Regions from separate parts of the Mus musculus genome. Here region 2 is linked to region 1. The links are chromatin loops, found by intact Hi-C in ENCODE. Cell type or tissue: heart. All regions are shown on one strand.

Region 1 (2,500 bases):
TGTGTACCATATGTATGCTGTGCCCTCAAAAGCCAGAGGAGCATATTGGATCCTCTGGAACTGGAGTTAGGCACCATATGGGTACTGGGAATTGAACTCAGGTCCTCTGGAAGAACAGTCAGTGCTCTTACTCTCTGAGTCATCTCTCCAGGCCTCTTAGGCTTGGGTTTGGTTTGGTTTGGTTTTCACAGCAGGACAGCTTACCTAATGGATCACACCCAACCACACAAATGATTGGGGAAAGCCACCTCCATTTAAAGGCAGGACAGAAAAAATTGGCCTGATGACTGTGATCGAAAGCTTACTTGATGAAAGCTGAGGAGAGCCGTCTTCCTTTTTAATTTTGAGCATGCAGATGTCATTGAAATACTTTCAAGCCAAAGGCTCATAAAATATTACTTTAAAATAAAATTGATAGCAGTATAATTTTTCACTAATCCCAATATAGAAGGCAATATGGAAAAGCTAAAAGACAGATCCGGGGCTTTGTTTAAGTTAAAGCCTTCCAAGAACTGGCCTGAAGGCACAGTAGCTTAATGGCTGTTTTCAAAGAAAACTAGCAGATCATTCACTCTCTAGTGTCAACCCGAATGTATTTTCCAGTCTCTTCCTTCTAAGTGCCAAACAAAAGTGCCAGAGTACAAAACTAAAAGGTACCCAATTGAAGAGCCTGCCTGATATGCCTGCTCAGTGAGCTGATACATGCAGAAAACCTTATTAAGTGCCATAGCACTCAGCCAAAATGATAGGAGGACTTGAATGTATCATTTAAACAGCCATGCTGTATTTTGGGGCTGAGTCTATCACTGCCTACCAACTTTCCCATGTTGAAAGAAAGTCAACCACATATCCTCTTAGAAGGAAATGAACTTCCTCTTTGCTTTATAGGATGGTTGAAGTCTGACTACCTTTCATAACCAGCCAGCCTTTTAATTCATCTGGGGTTGCAGCTAAGTTCCCAAACCATGGGAGCAGTCTAGTTTAGGAGACAAGACCAAGGTGAGAGAAAGATAGAGGTATTTGTGGGTGGGGGTATGATACACTGGATTGCCTTGGAAGAATTTTCTAGGTAGTCAGTACTTCTAAGCTCAAAAAAAAAAAAAATCTGCTTTTGTAGTGTTAGGGGATGACATTTCACTGCAAAAATAAATGATTTGCTCATTACCATTTCATGGTTGCTGGCAACCACCCTCCTCTGCTTTCTAACAATTTCCATTTTAGGCACTGACAAACCCTTCAAAGCGATTCAGCCAAATATCCACCCAAGGTTGCATATTTGGCAGTTTCACAGGGAGAAATCTGGGGCCTCTGGGTGAAAAAAAATTGCCAAGAGGGCTCCCTCCTTTGTTAATTGTTAACAAACAGATTGCCATGAACAGTCACAGGGGCTCCATGGGCAGCTACGTGGGAAAGAAAGGAAAAAACAAAAACAAAAACGGAAGTTGTTGGCAGCGGCTGCTTCCTTGGCTCCTGTTCTTGCTCTTGGTCTCCACTGTTGCCTGTATTTTTCCCGAAGTTGGGTGCTGCCTCAACTGATAACTTAAGCAATGCAGGGCCGGCTCTCAGCAGGCAAGCATCCCTCGCAAATACAATGCTATGAGTGGGAGTAGGAATCACAGAGGAACAAGAGTCTCTGAGGCTGTAGGCTTTCTGAGTTTGTTGGAAGCTAATCTTAGCCAACTGGCTGAAGCTACAAGCAGGCGTTCACCATGAATCCTCTCTGGGAAACAGCCAAGTTGACTTCTGGAACCGACTTGGGACCGTGGCCTCTGAGGAACCACAAAGCCCAGAACACTTTGGTTTGCCAGTAAAAAGGTAGAACCTCCTTCCTGCTTGACCTGTAGCTTCAACAGCCATGCTCCCAGACAGTTCACATCCATATTCTCCTTAGTCTTAGATGCTGGAATGAACAATCCCCTTCTTGTCATCCAAAATTCATCTATCCTGAGCCTCCAGCTCAGGCCCTACCTATTAATGTTCTTTCTGCAAGACCTATCCTTCCTTCCTTCCATCTATCTTTCCTTTCTTCCCTCCTTCCTTTCATTCATTCTTTCTTTCTCTTTCTCCTCCTTGTCCTTCCTTCTTCCTCCTCCTCCTCCTCCTCCTCCTCCTCCTCCTCTTCCTCTTCCTCTTCCTCTTCCTCTTCCTCTTCTTCTTCTTCTTCTTTCTCCTCCTCCTCCTCCTTTTTGTTTAACTCATAGGCCTCTCTGCCTTTAGTAATTAAAGCCAGCTGTCCACATCCATGGGTTCTGCATCTATGGCTTCAGACAACTGAAGATTGCAAGTGTTTTCTAAAAAGTTGCATCTGTGCTGAACATGTCCAGCCACCCCACCCCTGCTCCTCACTGCCTAAATAATATAATACAACAACTATTCATATGCAATTTACAGTGAATTAGGCATCATAAATAATCTGGAGATTATGTAAAGTACCCAGATGATGTGAAGGTTATATACAATAACTATAACATTTTATACAAGAGATTTCAACATGTAATCA
Region 2 (2,500 bases), 110 kb after region 1:
AGCTATTGCTGGGAAGGGAAGATGAATGTGAACAGGGCTGGGGAGAATGTTGATCAGACCTCCCTGGGAAACACACTGCTATATTCCAAGTTGCCTGGTCACTGAACTTAGTAAGTTTAAAAAAGACATTATTTTGTTTGGTGACCTATAGTGAAGCTTGCACTCTGGCAAAGAAGAGAAAAATAAATGTCTGGGGGAGGATAGTAGGACTCTCCTTAAGAAAGTCTCTGTTGAGGCTGGAGAGATGGCTCAGCAGGTAAGAGCACCGACTGCTCTTCCTAGAGGTCCTGAGTTCAAATCCCAGCAACCACATGGTGGCTCGAAACTGCCCGTAATGAGATCTGACTCCGTCTTCTGGAGTATCCGACCAGAGTGAGCAAAGGTCCTAAAATGTCAGTTCCCAACAACTACACGAAGGCTCACAACCATCTGTACAGTGTACTCACATACGTAAAATAAATAACCCTTTTTAAAAAAGAAAGTCTCTGCTGGTCATTCAGCTTATTACATTTTAAAGAGACATTATGGGGTCTAAAGAGAACCATAGATGTAGGGAGAGCACTGGCTTCTAGAAACCTACCAGTGGCATTTATAATAACAACAGTGGCATGGGTGTTTTGTGTGATGCAACTTAACTCTTCTTCAAATCACTTCCACATTTTCTACCATAAAACCATAGCACCCTAAGCACAGGGTAGAAACGTACCATAGAATTGTGATCCCTCCTAGCACTCATGAATCAGAGGCCAGCCAGGCCAGCCTTTGGAGAGACAGTGTCTCACAAAGGAAGACTGAGATGGAGGGAAAGAAGAAAGGAGAGAAAGAAGAGAGCTAGAGAAGAAACTAGTCAATGTAATATCTAGTCAGTGCTGCTCTTCCAGAGGACCCAAGTTAAATTCTAGAACCTTTGAAGTGGCTCATAACCACCTGTAATTCCAGTTCCAGAGATCCAGTGTCCTCTTCTGGCCTCATTGGCCACTATATGCATGTAGTGCACAAACAAACATGTGTGGAAGTGGGGGCACTCAAGACACATACAAAATTAATCCTAAAGATACATACTGAGAAGGTTGTATGTATGTACTCCTAGGAAAAAAGAGAGCAAGGAGGGGTATAGAGGAAGGTTTAGAAGGAGGAAAGGGAAGAAATAAAATAAAATTTAAAAATAAGGATTTTTAAAAAGATGTATTTATTTTTATTTTGTGTATGGGTGTGTTGTCTGCATTTATGTCTGCATACCATTTGCACACAGCACCTGCTGAGGCCAAAAAAGCTCATTGGATTCCCAGAATTGAACTTGCAGATGGTTGTGAGCTACTAGGTTGGTGTTGAAAATTGAACCTGGATACTTTGAAAGAGCAGGCAGTGTTCTTAGTCACTGAGCCATCTCTCCAGCCCCTTTCTCTTTTTAAAGATTTATTTTTATTTGTCTGTATATGTGTCTCTGTGTGTAATGTGCACATGAGTGTAGTGTCTGTGGAGTCCTGAAGAGGGCATCAGATCTCTGGAGCTAAAGTTCCAGGAAGTTGGTTATGAACACCCGACTAAGGGAATTTCTGATGGAAAGAAAAATATAAATCAAACAAAACATATGTCAAGCCATAATGATTCCCAAAGCTACACTTTAGAATGAACTCTTGCACACACTAAGTGAGGCTCAAATTAAATGAAAATATTAAAAGTCCACAGATATGTTAAAACTAAACAGTTGTTAAAATGCAATATGGAATCTCATGCTCTTTAAATCTATTCCCTAAGGAGCAAATTGACTTCAGAGATTTCATATTCAAAAAGTTCTTTTTTGTGTGCGAACTTGCTGGTCTACCCTGTCCAGTTTTTTTATAGGAAGAATACTCCAATGAGATATGGACAGATGGGAAGTGGCCTCTGAACAACCTAAACAGTTTTGTTTTTTAGATGAAAGAGCTTTATTCTTTATACATTAGGAACATGCTGGGTTTTACTCTTAGCAATTTTAACTTCATATTTGAAAACTTCATTTACTTGTGGCCCCTGTAGCTACTAAGGCAGCTTGACTTTTTTTTTTCTTCTTCTTCTTCTTTTTTTTTTTGTTGTGTGTGTTATCAGGGCTTAAATGGAGAAACCTTGATATTTTATAGCAGATTGCATTTTTTTCTCCTTTCAAATTATTGTCTTGTTATTTTGTGTGTGTACACATGCTTATGTGTGTGTTAGTGATTTTTCTATTAGTGTGATCAATACGACATACAGAAGAAAGAATTTATCAGGCTTCCAACTTCAGAGGGTTAAATCTATGACCATCATAGTGGGGAGTGTGACAGAGGATAGGCAGGCATGGTGCTGGAGCGGTACTGAGAGCTACACTCTGATTCATAAACATTAGGCATAGAGAGTGCTAGCTGAGAATGGCCTAGGTTTTTGAAATCTTTAAGTCCACCCCCTAGTGACACAACAAGGACACATCCCCTAATCCTTCCTAAACAGTTCCACGTACTAGGGATCAAACATTCAAATATAT

The links. Peaks named below come from ENCODE experiments on the same cell type or tissue, not always from the same donor. Only the 100,000 strongest peaks of a DNase experiment are listed, where the experiment ranks them.
Region 2: it touches region 1 in a loop (2.0-fold over the local background); 5 of 42 quality-filtered maps call a loop at or near these places.

What each region holds. Positions count from the first base shown.
Region 1 is chrX:53,117,364-53,119,863 of GRCm38, forward strand. All of the region lies in intron 1 of Gm35988 (a long non-coding RNA gene), which reads left to right. It also overlaps a transcript of Plac1 not described here. Among named protein-coding and RNA genes, the nearest start is that of Plac1, 4.2 kb to the left of the region's middle. In heart, no CTCF peak of the experiment used is centred here; a DNase peak (open chromatin) is centred at 1,468.
Region 2 is chrX:53,226,135-53,228,634 of GRCm38, forward strand. It overlaps a transcript of Plac1 not described here. Among named protein-coding and RNA genes, the nearest start is that of Fam122b, 42 kb to the right of the region's middle. In heart, no CTCF peak of the experiment used is centred here; no DNase peak of the experiment used is centred here.